Regions from separate parts of the Mus musculus genome. Here region 1 is linked to region 2. The links are chromatin loops, found by intact Hi-C in ENCODE. Cell type or tissue: heart. All regions are shown on one strand.

What was found. A loop is a pair of places that touch in the nucleus more often than their neighbours do. Peaks named below come from ENCODE experiments on the same cell type or tissue, not always from the same donor. Only the 100,000 strongest peaks of a DNase experiment are listed, where the experiment ranks them.
Region 1: a loop joins it to region 2, with 2.1 times the contacts of the local background. A loop is called at or near these places in 4 of 42 quality-filtered maps.

What each region holds. Positions count from the first base shown.
Region 1 is chr15:36,014,407-36,022,406 of GRCm38, reverse strand. Rgs22 (regulator of G-protein signalling 22) reads left to right here. Exons shown (of 28, transcript NM_001195748.1): 23 at 6,638-6,793. Among named protein-coding and RNA genes, the nearest start is that of Cox6c, 80 kb to the right of the region's middle. In heart, no CTCF peak of the experiment used is centred here; no DNase peak of the experiment used is centred here; H3K27ac peaks cover 1,523 bases.
Region 2 is chr15:35,929,832-35,937,831 of GRCm38, reverse strand. It overlaps Vps13b (vacuolar protein sorting 13B), which reads right to left. Exons shown (of 62, transcript NM_177151.4): 62 at 6,603-7,977. The coding sequence ends at 7,732. Cox6c (cytochrome c oxidase subunit 6C) reads left to right here. Exons shown (of 4, transcript NM_053071.2): 2 at 548-677; 3 at 2,419-2,547; 4 at 5,735-5,856. The coding sequence starts at 561. The coding sequence ends at 2,532. Among named protein-coding and RNA genes, the nearest start is that of Cox6c, 4.4 kb to the left of the region's middle. In heart, a CTCF peak has its summit at 3,124; no DNase peak of the experiment used is centred here; H3K4me3 peaks cover 1,475 bases; H3K27ac peaks cover 658 bases.

The DNA.
Region 1 (8,000 bases), 85 kb before region 2:
AGTTCTTTATATATATTGGATATTAGTCCCCTATCTGATTTAGGATTGGTAAAGATATTTTCTCTTATTGACAGTGTCCTTTGCCTTACAGAAGCTTTGCAATTTTATGACATCCCATTTGTGGATTCTTCATCTTACAGCACAAGCCATTCCTCTTCTGTTCCCTACTTTCTCCTCTATAAGTTTCAGTGTCTCTGGTTTTATGTGGAGTTCCTTGATCCACTTAGACTTGAGCTTTGTACAAGGAGATAAGAATGGATCAATTCGCATTCTTCTACAGGATAACCTACAGCTGTGCCAGCACCATTTGCTGAACATGCTTTCTTTTTTCCACTGGATGGTTTTAGCTTATTTGTCAAAGATCAAGTGACCATAGGTGTGTGGGTTCATTTATGGGTCTTCAATTCTGTTACATTGATCTACATGTCTGTAACTATACCAGTACCATGCAGTTTTTATCACAATTGCTCTGTAGTACAGCTTGAGGTCAAGCATGGTGATTCTCCCAGAGGTTCTTTTATTGTTGAGAATAGTTTTTGCTATCCTAGGATTTTTGTTATTCCAGATGAATTTACAAATTGCCCTTTCTAACTCTGTGAAGAATTGAGTTGGAATTTTGATGGGGATTGCATTGAGTCTGTAGATTGCTTTTGACAAGATAGCCATTTTGACTATATTAATCCTGCCAATCCATGAGCATGGGAGATCTTTCCATCTTCTGAGATCTTCAGTTTCTTTCTTCAGAGACTTGAAGTTCTTATCATACAGATCTTTCACTTCTTTAGTTAGAGTCACACCAAGGTATTTTATATTATTTGTGACTATTGAGAAGGGTGTTGTTTCCCTAATTTCTTTCTCAGCCTGTTTATCCTTTGTGCAGAGAAAGGCCACTGATTTGTTTGAGTTAACTTTATATCCAGCTACTGCACAGAAGCTGTTTATCAGGTTTAGGAGTTCTCTGGTGGAATTTTTAGGGTCACTTATATATACTATCATATCATCTACAAATGGTGATATTTTCACTTCTTCCTTTCCAATTTGTATCCCTTTGATCTCCTTTTGTTGTCTAGTTGCTCTGACTAGAACTTCAAGTATTATATTGAGTAGGTAGGGAGAGAGTGACAGCCTTGTCTAGTCCCTGATTTTAGTGGGATTGCTTCAAGTTTCTCACCATTTAGTTTGATGTTGACTACTAGTTTGCTGTATATTGTTTTTAATATGTTTAGGAATGGGCCTTGAATTGCTGATCTTTCCAAGACTTTTATTATGAATGGATGGTGGATTTGTCGAATGCTTTCTCGGCATCTAATGAGATGATCATATGGTTTTTGTCTTTGAGTTTATTTATATAGTGGATTATGTTGATGGATTTCTGTATATTAAACCATCCCTCCATCCCTGGGATGAAGCCTACTTGATCATTATGGATGATCATTTTAATGTGTTCTTGGGTTCAGTTTGAGAGGATTTTATTGAGTATTTTTGCATCGATATTCAAAAGGAAAATTGGTCTGAAGTTCTCTTTCTTTGTTGTTTTGTGTGTGTGTGTGTGTGTGTGGTGTTTAGGTATCAGAATAATTGTGGCTTCATGGAATGAATTGGGTAAAGTACCTTCTGTTTCTATTTTGTGGATTAGTTTGAGAAGAATTGGAATTATGTCCTCTTTGAAGGTCTGATAGAACTCTGCACTAAACCCATCTGGCCCTGGGCTTTTTTTGGTTGGGAGACTATTAATGACTGTTTCTATTTTTTTAGGGGATATAGGATTGTTTAGGTAATTAATCTGATCCTGATTTAACTTTGGTACCTGGTATATATCTAGAAAATTTTCCATTTCATCCAGGTTTTCCAGTTTTGTTGAATATAGGCTTTTGTAGTAAGATCTGATGATGTTTTGAATTTCCTCATATTCTGTTGTTATGTCTCCCTTTTCATTTCTGATTTTGTTAATTAGGATACTGTCCCTGTGACCTCTAGTTAGTCTAGCTAGGGGTTTATCTATCTTGTTGATTCTCTCAAAGAACCAGCTCCTGATTTGGTTGATTCTTTATATAGTTGTTTTTGTTTTCACATGGTTGATCTCAGCCCTGAGTTCGATTATTCCCTCCCTTCTATTCCTCTTGGGTGTATTTGCTTCCTTTTGTTCTAGAGCTTACAGGTGTGCTATCAAGCTGCTAGTGTATGCTTGCTCCAGCTTCTTTTTGGAGGCACTCAGAGCTATGAGTTTTCCTCTTAGGACTGCTTTCATTGTGCCCATAAGTTTGAGTATGTTGTGGATTCATTTTCATTAAACTCTAAAAAGTCTTTAATTTCTTTCTTTCTTTCTTCCTGGACCAAGTTATCATTGAGTAGAGTGTTGTTCAGCTTCTACGTGTATGTTCACTTTCTATTATTTATGTTGTTATTGAAGACCAGCCTTAGTCTGTGGTGACCTGATAGGGTGCATGGGATTATTTCAACATTTTTGTATCTATTAAGGCCTGTTTTCTGACCAATTTGGAGAAGGTACCATGAGGTGCTAAGAAGAAGGCAAATCTTTTTTTTTTTTAGAATGTAATGTTCTATAGATATCTGTTAAATCAATTTATTTCATAACTTCTGTTAGTTTCTCTGTGTCTCTGTTTAGTTTCTGTTTCCAGGATGTGAGTGGGGTGTTAAAGTCTCCCACTATTATTGTGTGTCATGCAATTTGTGTTTTGAGCTTTCCTTCGTTTCTTTAATGAATGTGGATGCCCTTGCATTTGGTTCATAGATTTTCAGAATTGAGAGTTCATCTTGATAGATTTTACCTTTGATTGGTATGAAGTGCCCCTCCTTGTCTTTTTTGATAACTTTGGGTTGAAAGTCGATTTTATTGGATATTAGAATCGGTACTCCAGCTTGTTTCTTGGGACCATTTGCTTGGAAAATTGTTTTTCAGCCTTTTACTCTGAGGTAATATATGTCTTTGTTCCTGAGGTGGGTTTCCTGTATGCAGAAAAATATTGAGTCCTGTTTATGTAGCCAGTCTGTGAGTCTACGTTTTTTTATTGGGGAGTTGAGTCCATTGATATTAAGAGATATTAAGGAAAAGTCCTTGTTGCTTCCTGTTATTTTTGTTGTTAGAGTTGGAATTCTGTTCTTGTGGCTATCTTCTTTTAGGTTTGTTGAAAGATTACTTTCTTGATTTTTCTAGGGTGTAGTTTCCCTCCTTGTGTTGGAGTTTTCCCTTAATTATCCTTTGAAGGGCTGGATTTGTGGAAAGATATTGTGTGAATTTGGTTTTGTCATGGAATGCTTTGGTTTCTCCATCTATGGTAATTGAGAGTTTTGCTGGCATTTGTGTTCTCTTAGGGTCTGTATAACATCTGTCCAGGATCTTCTGGCCTTCATAGTCTCTGATGAAAAGTCAGGTGTAATTCTAATAGGCCTGCCTTTATATGTTACTTGACCTTTTCCCCTTACTGCTTTTAATATTTTATCTTTATTTAGTACATTTGTTGTTCCCATTATTGTATGTAAGGAGGAATTTCTTTTCTGGCCCATCCTATTTGGAGTTCTGTAGGTTTCTTGTATGTTTATGGGCATCTCTTTCTTTAGGGTAGGGAAGTTTTCCACTATGATTTTGTTGAATATATTTTCTGGCCCTTTAAGTTGAAAATCTTCATTCTCATCTATGCCTATTATCCTTAGGTTTGGTCTTCTCATTTTGTCTTGGATTTCCTGGATGTTTTGAGTTAGGATCCTTTTGCATTTTGCATTTTCTTTGATTATTGTGTCCATGTACTCTATGGAATCTTCTGCACCTGAGATTCTCTCTTCCATCTCTTGTATTCTGTTGCTGATGCTCAAGTTTCTGGCTTATGTTTTCTTTCTTAGTATTTCTATCTCCAGTGTTGTTTCCCTTGTGTTTTCTTTATTGTTTCTACTTCCATTTTTATATCTTGCATGGTTTTGTTCAATTTCTTCACCTGTTTGGATGTGTTTTCCTGTAATTTTTAAGGGATTTTTGTGTTTCCTCTTTAAGGACTTCTACCTGTTTAGCAGTGTTCTTCTGTATTTCTTTAAGTGAGTTATTAATGCCCTTCTTAAAATCCTCTCCTAACATGAGATATGATTTTAAATCTGAATTATGCTTTTCCAGTGTGTTTGGGTATCCAGGACTCGCTGTGGTGAGAGTACTAGGTTCTGATGATGCCGAGTGGTCTTGGTTTCTATTGGAAAGATTTTTATGTTTGTCTTTTGCCATCTGGTAATCTCTGGTGTTATATTTTCCAGCTGTCTCTGGCTGGAGCTTGTTCCTCCTGTGTGTCTATTTGCCTCTGTTAGTACTCATGGAAGACCAGCTCACTCCTGAATCCAGGGGGCCAGAGCACTCCCTGGAGGCCAACTCTCCTCTGGCAGGGAAGGTGCACAGAGGACTGAGGGTCAGCTCCACCTCCTGGCTTAGGGTGAAGGCCTGAAGGAACCCTGTCCAAGAAGCTCTATTGCTTCTGTGTTCATGTGCTCTCCAGCTGGAACCTACCTCAGACAGACCCCCAGATAGAAAATGGCGCTATCACCTGAATCCTGGGATATCCTATACATTAGGTTTTTTTTTCTTAGAAATTGGTTGTCTTTTAAGATTCTATAGGTACAGAAGAATGTATATTAATTTAATATTAGACTCAAATCTCAATTGCTACTTGGGGGATTATAACATTTTCATACCTTCCATTGAAAACATGGGTCCTGATAAGGTAACGTTTAGAAGAAAGGCTGATGTATGGCATGCACATTTTTAAGCTGAGAATGCCTCGAGTTTTACAGAGATAACTGAGAAATAGGGTTAATAGATGCCAACTAAAAGAAGACAGGCATTCAAGTTGAAGAGACTTATGGTATACATTGTATCTATCATCTATCTATCTGTCATCTATCTACCTATCTATCTATCTAATATCTAATCCTCTATCAATTGATATTCAAGAGTTTCACACAATGTGCTTTTGTCTTGTACACAGGCCCGCTTAACTCTTTTCAGATCCAGCCTACCCACCCATCTTTGTGCCTTTTCTTCTTTTTTCCTTTTTTTTTTTTTTTATTTCACCCATCAAGACCAAATTTGTGCTACCCAAATAATCTTAGATGCGTAGCTTTCTGCCGAAGTATGACCAACCTATCAGGGGCTACCTTCTTAGGCTCTTCCTCCCTCCCTCTCCCAGTGCTAACAGTTGCCAGTAGCTCCACCTTTAGGGATGGGACTGTGTGTCCGACTCCCATCTCCATGCCTGAATTTTGTCTGGCTTGGGCTTGCACGGACATTGTGCGTGCTGTCACCACTGCTCTGCTCTGTCTGGAAGACAGTATCCTTGCAATAATCCAGTGCCTGTGGCTCTTACATCCCCTCCCCTCCCTCTTCTGCAAACGATTCCCGAGCCTTTGTAGGAGGGGGTGTGGTATGTATGCTCCATTTAGTTTCATAGAGCATTTCATAATTTCTTCCTCTCTGCACCTTGGACAGTTGTGAGGCTCTGTGTTGAGCACCATCTGTTGCAATTAGAAGCCTCTCTGATGTGGAGTTGCGAGAGCTGCAATGAGCCATGGGTGTAATGATGTCATTTAGAATCCGTTTAATGCTTTGTCTACTAAGGCATCCTTTGACATGGCTCTCCAAATTTTATATCCATGCTTCCAAGGAAGCTACAGAATTCAATAACAAGATTGTACTTCAAAGGGAATGAATAATTTTAGCAAGTAACTATATTTATGCCTAGAAGAGATGAGTAGTGACTTTTGCTAATTCAGGATTCAAACATTTACTTTGAAAATAATTTCCTCTTTTACTCTAAGAGTTGGCTTGGAGCCTAATGGGACGGCTCGTTTTTCTTCAAGGCATTAAGTAATAGCTACTCTTAGCCATAAGATGTTGGACTTGATTTGATGTGGAGAGTCCTATCTTAGAAATAATATATGCCTGTGGAGCTAATGTAAAACTTCAGCACAGGAATTACAACAGCTACTCTTATCTCTATAAATATCATAATTAATGATTTAATGTGTGGTGTCCTCTTAGAGAGGCTTGGTCTAGCATGCCGGTTTGCTTTTTAAATGTTACTTTTTCTCCCTCTTACACGAAAGAGAGATTACGTCATTTAAAAGTTACTCAGGATTTATTCTTAGATCCACAGCTTTGTTTAAGAGCTTTCCAGAGGCAAAATGGAATTTCCTTTTTCTAAAAGACAGGGAGGGTGCGGGGAGTAGGGGGGGGAACGCTTTGTTTCCTTTGATGAACTGAATACTTGAAATACTTGCACAACACTGCAGAGAGTGGCTGACCAACTGGGGTAGTTTAAAAAAAGAACATCAATTTCTTATTTCAGAAGACCTAATGGAGTCTTTACTAATTTGACCAGTTGGTTAGAGACACATAAAGACTAAAGGCACTTTTAAGTGTACTCTGTGAGTGTTTTAAAGGACTTTCCACTGGTAGCTAAAAACCCTGCTGATAAGCACGTGCTGAGCTCTCTGTGCTGTGAAGTCTCAGACAAGGTGTGGGAGGGAGACCCGGTGTAGATTAAGGATAGAGAAGCTAATCCTCTATTGTGGTATACTAGAGTTAAATCAGTACATCTGTAGAAAATCATATTCTGAGACATACTTTTTTTTATATATACAGATGACAATTTTTGGGGTTCTGTTTAAGTTTTGGCCACAGTTTTGTGAGTTTAGGAAGAATTTAACTGACGAGAAAATCATGAGTGTTTTAGAGAGAAGACAGGAACATAAGCAGAAAAGGAAAGCGTCAGACACAGAAGAGGACAAGGCGGGAAAGGTAAGAGCAAGCCCATCCCATCCGCCGCAAGCACACTTCGAAAAGAAAGGTGGTTTGCATGGCTGATAGAAGAATGTGGGCTGGGGAAGTGTGCAGAGACGCTAAGGAAGTAACTGCAAAGCCTTCCTTCACAGCAACCCGGCTGTTCTGAATTTCCCAGAAGTGATGTCAGATAGGTTCTTCAGGAAGGCTTTTGTTGACACCTCTAGACAACACCAGCAGCTTCCATTTGCTGGAGTGATCCTACTTCTCCTGTGTGTGTGTTTTGTGTGTGTGTGTGTGTGTGTGTGTGTGTGTGTGTGTGTGTGTGTGGGTGTGTGTGTGTGTGTGTGAGAGAGAGAGAGAGAGAGAGAGAGAGAAACAGACAGATAGACAGACAGACAGACAGAGACAAAGAAAGGCAGAGACAGACAAAGAAAGGCAGAGACAGAGACAGAGAGATGCATATGCATGTGTATGGTACCTGTACAAGCACATGCAGATGCCAGAGCGGCAGCTCCTGCTCTATTCCTGAGAGGCATCTCTATGGGCATGGCTCCCAACCTGGAATGCCAATTTCACTTATCAGCTGATGGTAGTAGTATGTATCTATATGACTTAAGCATGTAAGATAATTAGCTGGCATGTATGTATGAAAAACTATTCAACCATATGATTGAAAGGTATTTGCTCATTCGGGAGCACACAGCACAGTATGGTGAGGAGCATCCTCATGGGACTTCCTGGCTTTTCATCCTAGCCCTATCATTAGCTCTATTCCATTGGTTGTTTTCTTTTTATTACTATTTTTAATTTTTCTATGTATGTCTATACATGTGTCACATACATGTAGGTCCCCATGATGACTAGAAGGTGTAGAGTCCCTGCGGTTAGAGTTATAGTCTATTCTGAGCTGCCTACCTGGGTGCTGAGAACTGGATTTGGGTTGTCCAGAGAGCAGCTAATGCCCTCCCTCTCCCCCCAGATCTGTCCTCTCAGCAAAACGGTCATTTCCTCTTAGTCTCATTTTGTCAGTAAATGGAGAGAATTGTAACACTCACATCCCAGAGTAAAGGACAGAGGAGGACATATGCAGCCCAGCAAGCCACACGTAAAGATGGTTGTCTCAGCAGGCATGGTGATCTCTATGTCAGGATGGCACAGCTGTGTCCTCTACTTCCGTTCTTGATGGGAATTCAATGGAGAAATCACAGAAGGGTGGAGGGAA
Region 2 (8,000 bases):
TTTGCCGCGGCCAGGTTGACCTTGATTGGGTCGTTTGACCTGCGGGGGCTGGTGCTCCAGTTGGATAAGGGGTGCGACCTTGGAGGGGACTCAGGCACCGAGGGGCCCCGGTGGTCGGCCTGGTGTGGGAGTAGAATTGGGAAGCTGGAGGGTCCCCGATCTGTCGCGCCTGCTCCACCGGCCCTCGGGGCGCTTGCTGGGCTCTAGTCCCACAGCTTCAGTGACCTGAGTTCTCCCCGAAGGCTTTTCTTCCTAAGGGTGAATTCTGAAAAGGCAACAGCTAGGTCGCATCTGCCTTTCTGTGGATGGGGGACACTTTTGTCATGGTTTTTGCTCATCGGTTTGTTGCTGGTTACCGCCTTGTTGCGGGTAGTGGAAATGCGTAGGAGAGGAGCGGGCAAAGATGAAGTTGCCAAAGTCATTGACCTTGCAGGAGGGGTTAGGCCGCGATTGTAGATACTAAACTACGTTGTGCATGTAGAGTTCATTCAATCACTTAACCTGTTACAAGCCTTTTTTTTTTCCCCTCCTTGTTTTACTCGCAAAGGACATTGGCTACCATGAGTTCCGGTGCGCTGTTGCCCAAACCACAGATGCGTGGTCTTCTGGCCAAGCGTCTGCGGGTTCATATTGCTGGCGCATTCATTGTGGCCCTGGGAGTTGCCGCTGCCTATAAGGTATGTGCTTTAGGTCACAAGCTGTTCGTTTAAAACATTATTTTTTAAACCTAGTTAAGAGCTGTTTAAAAAAGAAACTCTATCTTCAAGATATTTCCCTCATTTACCTTCCAAAGGCTTCAACGTAACAGAAACCCTATCTTCAAATGAAAATGCGCCACAGTCATTACAGGTTCCCTCTTCCCAGGTATCAAGGTAAAGCTGACAACCAAGAAATCTGATGTTATAATTTACTCTAAGTCTGGAGATCTGAGCACCAAGGGAATGTTGGTATACTACCCAATACAGAAGCCTTGAGGGGAAAGTGTTAGCAGTTTTAACTGCTTATCCCAGTGTCCTGGTACAAGTCCCAGGGTTGGAAGTCTAGGAGGTTTGGTGTCTGTTGGGAAAAGAAGATGGGTGTACCTAGCTCAAGAAGATTGAAAATGTGTCTTGGGGTTAACCTTTTTTTATTTGGTCCTTTTATGCATTGGGTGACCTGTTTACACTCTGAAGTGGATCACTGTTGGCCAAGTTTCTTCCAAAACCAGCCTCATAAAACTCTAGCTGTCTGAACATCATTTAGCCCTGTCATGTAGATGCTAACTTAACTATTATATATAGTGTGGGCTTCAACAGACTTTAGAGAGTGGCACTGAGGAACCTCCCTTTGGTTCTTTTATTGGATGACATTGGGATTTGAAAAGGAGGAGGAACAGTAAATTTACTTCTGTGTTGCTTCATTAGATAGCAGGATTCTGTGCATTTCTGTAGCCCCTCACCTGTGGACTAGTACGCACAGGTGTACTGTGTTCTGTGCACGATGAGTGAACCTGGGAAGATGAGCTAAACCGTGTTTTATATTCCAGACGTGGATTTGGATCACCAAATGCCAGCCGTAGCTGTGGCTATTGCTTAACCTTTGATCTATTGCTTTAACTCCACCTGGTCTCTCAAATACCATTCCTTCCCTCTGTGCTGACCATTCTGTATGTAAGACACAGCCACATGAACATAGCTCTTCCTGATCTTTTTCTTTGTGTTAGCAGTTTTATTAATAAAGGCCTTCCTTTCAAGTAATCAGCCATCATTTTGGATTCCATTCCCTAATTTGCAAAATGACTCAGTTCTTGTTTAAGTGTAAATTCCCTATAACTTTCTGGCATTTTCTTATATCTTTTAAATTTGCTTTAAACTTCTTTAAAATTCACAGTCTGCTTAAGTTGAGCCGGGATATGTTACCATGTTAACATTTCGACTGGCAATATTTATGGTTTGCTAGAAGGAAGGCTATTAGTTTATTTTGTACTATCTTTAACTTTTTGGGGGGGACGACGACGGCAGGGTTTCTTATGTTCTCTTCAAACACACCAGAAGAGGGCATCAGATCTCATTACTGATGGTTGTGAGCCACCATGTGGTTACTGGGAATTGAACTCAGGACCTCTGGAAGAAGAGTTAGTGCTCTTAACCACTGAGCCATCTCTCCAGCCCCAACTTAACACTCTTTCTACCAAACACATACACAAATGTGGACTACAACCCTACCCCAGAATAGGGTTGTCTGTCTCTAGGGTAGTAGGGAGCTTTTTGCTGTATAGTTGCCACAAGACTCTTCCTTTCATGGTGTCCCCCCTCCTTGTCTAGGAAATAAGAGGGCTCAGTAAAGACTGAGTACAAGTATCTTCTTAGTTTATTTTGTTTTTATGCATTTCTAATAATCTGAAAAGAAAGTTCTGTAACGGGCTATGCTACCTTTTAGTTTGGCGTGGCTGAGCCAAGAAAGAAGGCGTATGCAGAATTCTACAGAAATTATGATTCCATGAAAGATTTCGAAGAGATGAGGAAGGCTGGTATCTTTCAGAGTGCCAAGTGATTTCAGAATGCAAAGGTAATTACAGTTACTTTTTAGTTGTGTCTAAGAAATGTTTAACTAGTGAATTATCTTAACTGTACAGTTCTTATAAAACTGCTACTGTCTAGGAAAGAGCCGCCATGCTTTTCTTCCAGACTGACAAGTAGTTCTTTTTATGAATTAAACTACATTATTTGCTTTTCTTCTTCCCCTTTTTCTCCTTCTATGCATGGGATACATGTCAGAAAAACTTTGGAATTGCTTTTCTTTCCACCCATTATATGGGTTTGTTCCAGGGAACAAACTTGGGTTGGCAGATTAAGGCGGTGAGTGCTTTTACCCATCTAGTCGCCTTGCTGGCCCTTTGTCAGTTATTTCAGTTAGTACAGTGTTTTACTGTTGAGGCCGGCCAGCGGCTCACATGTCCGGGTTCGAGCCTGGAAAGCATCTTGAAATCTGGAAGAAAAGAGGGAATGTAGGCGGCTTGATGGAGCTAAGTCAAGAGATTCTGATCAATTTTAATATTCAGAAACTGAGGTTATAAGGAAGGGGGAGGGGCCCATTCCCGCCAAATCATCTTCAGAGTCCAGCTGTAGGTGACCACGTGTGTACTCTGGAACAGCTAGGTGGCGGTAGTAGCAGTGGGAGTGGCAGAAGGATAGGGTGGCAGGCTCCACCCCCGATGATCTCCTGGTGATAGCAGTCAACTGCTCAGCCTGTTTAAGGGCTGGGTGGGGGTACATTTTACATGTCAGTAATTCCCTCCTTTTTTTAAGGCTGAAAATACTCCATTGTATGTTGTTTCTGGGAATTGAACCTGGAGTATTGTGCATACTTGGAAAGCATTCTACAATCGACTACATCTTATTCTATATACATACATACATGTACTCATATATATGTGTATATACATGTATATATATGTGTGTGTGTGTGTGTGTAGATTTTTTTATCTTTGTTTTTTCCCTTTTAGTGGATATTTTATTTATTTACATTTCAAATGTTATCCCCTTTCCAGGTCTCCCATCTGGAAACCTCCTATCCCATCCTTTTCCCCCTGCCCCTGTGAGGGTGCTTTCCCCGACACTCACTCCCAGTGTATGTGTGTTTTTTGGTAGTGGGTTGAGATACTTTATGGTGGTTTTGATTTGCGCTTCCTAGTGATTTGTAGCTTCGAGTGTTGCATGTACTTATTGGCCACTTTGTATATTCTTTGGGTATACTGGGGATTTTCCCCTTTCATATGTATGTAGGGTGTGCGTGCGTAAGTCCAAGGTTAATATTAAGAGTACTTTCCTTTAGTATTTTCTATAGTATTGAGGCAGGATCTCAGTTGAATCCAGAGCCCTCTCATGAGGCTAGGCTGGCTAACCAGGTTACTCTTGCAATTGCAGATGAACCACCATGTCTGTCAGGCATTTATATAAATTTTGGGGATCCAAACTCTGGATTTTATTGTTATTTTTGTGCTTTAGCCACTTGGCCAGCTCTCCATCCTGGGGATTCTTTTATTCAACTCTGCTGACTATTTTTTAAATTTTACTTTAGATGAGTTGTTCCCTTATATTTCTGTCAAACAGGCCATCCCAGAATCACTGCCAAATCCAGTATCTTAAACACTTTCTTTCAAGAGTCTTAATGCTTTTTATGTCTTTGAGTCTTTCTTTTTTGCTGGTGCTGGGGATTGTATGAAGTGTATGCTTTAATTTAGCTGCACCTCTTTAGTCAGTGTTTTTCAACCTTGTGGGTCATGACCCTTTTAGGGGTTTCATATCAGATGAACCTACATACCAGGTATTTACAATTCACAACAGCAGCCAAATTATGGTTAGGAAGAAGCAATGAAAGTAGTGTTATGGTTGGGAGTCATTACAGTAGATGGAATTGTATTGAAGGGTCGTCATTAGGAAGGTTGAGCACCACTGCTCTAAAAGTCCTCCGTATTAAGATAATTTTTGTTTATGGTGTAATGGCAAGATCCAGCTTCATTCTTTAGTATACAGATAATATGTTGTCCCAAAAATATTTTTTAAAAATTGTCCTTCCCCTTTGAATGAAGGACCCTCAGATTTTTTGTTGTTGTTGTTGTTGTTGTTGTTGTTGCTTCTTGCATTAGTCTATTGAGGTAGTCTTTTGCTAACAAGAAGCTGTTTCATCTTGACTAGTTGGTTGGCCAGTGAGCTCCTAAGATTCTCCTGGTTCTGGTCCCCCAATGCTGGTGTTTTAATGCACTGTCATGCCTGACTTTATGTGGGAGCTGGGGATTTGAACTAGGATCCTTGTATAGCAAGCATCCATATTCTGAACCATCACTCAAGCCTGGTTTGTTTATCAGGGCAGTACCACAGAGGTTTCATTATATATGAGTCTTCCACCCCAACCCCCTCAGTTGAGATATTTGAGCTCCTTTGAGAATCTCTGAATTTTAGAGTGGGTTTTCTTTTTCTTTTTTTTTTGTTTTTTGTTTTTCGAGACAGGGTTTCTCTGTGTAGCCCTGGCTGTCCTGGAGCTCACTCTGTAGACCAGGCTGGCCTCGAACTCAGAAATCCGCCTGTCTCTGCCTCCCGAGTGCTGGGATTAGAGGCGTGCGCCACCACGCCCAGCGGGTTTTCTTTTTCTACAAAAAATGGTTGGGTTTTTTATAAAGATTCCATTAATCTGTAGATTGCTCTGGAGTGTATAGACATCTTACTATTGCAATATTGCAGTCTTCCAGCAGCACTTTATATCTTTGCTCAGTATTCTATTCATAAGTGTTCTATTAGTTTCAAAGTAATTATAAATAGAATTGTTTTATTTTTACTTTAGTGTATTACAATTTTATGCCCTATAACTTTGTAAAACTCATTCTAACCTTTCTGTTTCTGTGTGTATTATTAGAATTTTCTACATTATAAAATATTACCTACAGATTTTACTTCCTTTGGGTGTATTTTCTTTTTCTCAACTGATTTTTCTGATTAGGACTTTAATACTATGTTGGCAAGAATTGGCATTTTTTTTTTTTTTTTTTTTTTTTTTTTTTTTTTTTTTGCTGATTCTAAAGGAAAAGCTTTCAGTTTTTCATCAAGTGCAGGTTAGTAATAGATTCATCCGCAGTTGACTATATTGAGATGTAGTTTTTACATTTTAGAAAGTTTACAGTCTAGTAGGACTAGACTTTATGGATGGTAGTAATAAAGATTGTTTATCATTCACAAAGCTATTGTGTTTCTCTCCATAGAATTCTTTGGATTGCGCTCCAAAGAAGTTCATTGCTGACCTGCGCTCCTGAACTATGAAACATGAATATGTGTGGGCTAAGGAATAGTTTCTTTCAATAAACAGTAATTATATGGACAGTAAGTCTTTGCTTGGTTATTAATGATAATTCAGAGCCTTTAATACCTGACGCCTAATGTTCTTATAATTCTAGATAAATATTATAAAGACAACTCCTATAATTATCTGGTCCTGGCTTTGGTGTCCTGGAGTACCTATGAGCATCTGTACTTCTGGTCTTGATGTTCCAATCCTATCATTAAAATCAGCCTTTGCAGGAGGCAGAGGTAGATATGTTACTGAACCTTGAGCTGGAGGCCAGTAGAGTGAGTTTCAGGGCAGCCTGGAATACATGGTTAGATGCCAACTCATTATTTTTGGTTGTGAGCTTAGCCTTTAATGGCTGAGCTATCACTCCAGCCCAAGAGATGCCATTCTATAAAAATCTGTCCTTAGATTTCACTGCCAGTCTTTGGTATTGCTGTTGTCACCAGAAAGAAAGTTAATTGACGTACTATTAGAAAAATTATTTTTATTAATGAGCCAACAATATGTATAATGAATGTGAATATGTGTCTAATCCAGAAAAACACTTAACTAGTATTGAGGAATGTCTGATAGTCACTTAAAGTCTGAATGTAGATTTTGTGGCAGGGCCGTGTGCATCCTGGTTAAGAGTTCTAGGACTGCTGTATCCAGTGGACAGAATGAAAATGCAAATTTGGTCAGTAGTTCTGTTTAACTTGTTTAAGAAAGACTCAGTGAGTGAATTCTATTAAAATGGGGTATCCATGAAAACCTGCACAGAAAAAACTCACAGCACACCTTTATCCACGGTCAGTGATTCAGGAATACCTTTTATTATGTATATAATAATTTCCAGCAGTATGTAAAATTACCATAAGCCATACAAGAATCAGTACATATTTACATTCTTAAAAATAACTGTTCTTGAGTTTGACAAAGATGTTCTTTTCCTAAATGTGTAATAGACCAATTGCAGAGATGATCTTCATATTTGGTTTGAATTGTTCACCAAGGACTTGTTTTCCAGGACTAGTGCTGTAGTAGGGATGTGTGCTCAGCAGACTGAGGTTGTAGGTCAGTGTCCTTTGAAATCAGTGGCCCTGTCTTACTGCCACATTTCAGTTGAAGGGAAGGAACAGATTGCAGGCCTGTGCATGAATACCATCAGTGGGTAATGAGACCCTGAGAGTCACTAACTCCTGAAGGTAGTGGTGATGCCAGGTCATGCATCAAAGCCCTCCCTAGATGTTAAATAATACTTAACAGATACTAGGGATAGCTCCAGACTTTATCAAATCAATTCAACAGAGCAACTATCTGGACTGAAGTCACTGTCAGCCTTAAGGCTGGAGTCTTTAACTCATCCGCAAACAAACTTATAACCAATATGTTCTGTTCTTGTCGGTAGACACAAAGTGTTACTTTAGCTTAGTAAAACACAAACTTTCCAAAATATACCTGAGCAGTTAAAAGTCTGTCTTACTAGAAATCAGTAGAACACAGACTTTGAGTGGAATTCACATTGTTTTTTACTAAAAGAATGATATTGTAGTTAAGTAAAAAATTAAAGTGAAACAGCAGAGTTCTAAATATTACAGAGGTGGTGGAGTTTTATTTCTTGGTCTGTTTTCTAGGGCCTGTCCACATTTTACTATATGCAGATCACTAATAGATTAAAATTCCAGTGAGAACTTCTGATTGTGGCATAGAGAAGAAAGGTTTTCTGTGTATGGTAAGAACACAACATTTATAGGATTTTGCTGATCATTGGTTCTCCCATCTGGAATTTTTGTTTGTTTCTTTAGGGAGAACATAGATGTAAATTCCTACAAAACTAGTGTGGCCTTAACTAAAGTGCTGGCCTTGTGTCCATGTTGAATGTTAGAATTCAGTCTTGCACAGCAAAAACCAAACACCTCCCTTAAAGGGGACTCAGGAGAAGCCTTTCCTCAGGGCTTTATTCTTTACCATGGTAAATTTACTAATGAAGACCTGAGCAAAATGTGGGTCCACCAAATAATGGTATGTTTTAACAGTGGCAGGAGGAGGCTCCACAGCTACCACAGAACATGTCTGCATAGAAGAGCAGCTGGGGGCCAGGTGACAAGATGTTTTTGCAATGTAGTCCACGAGCCTCTTAAACTGTTGCTCTGACAGCCTCTCCCGGGCACCATCAATCTGGGTTCCAAAAACAAAGGGTC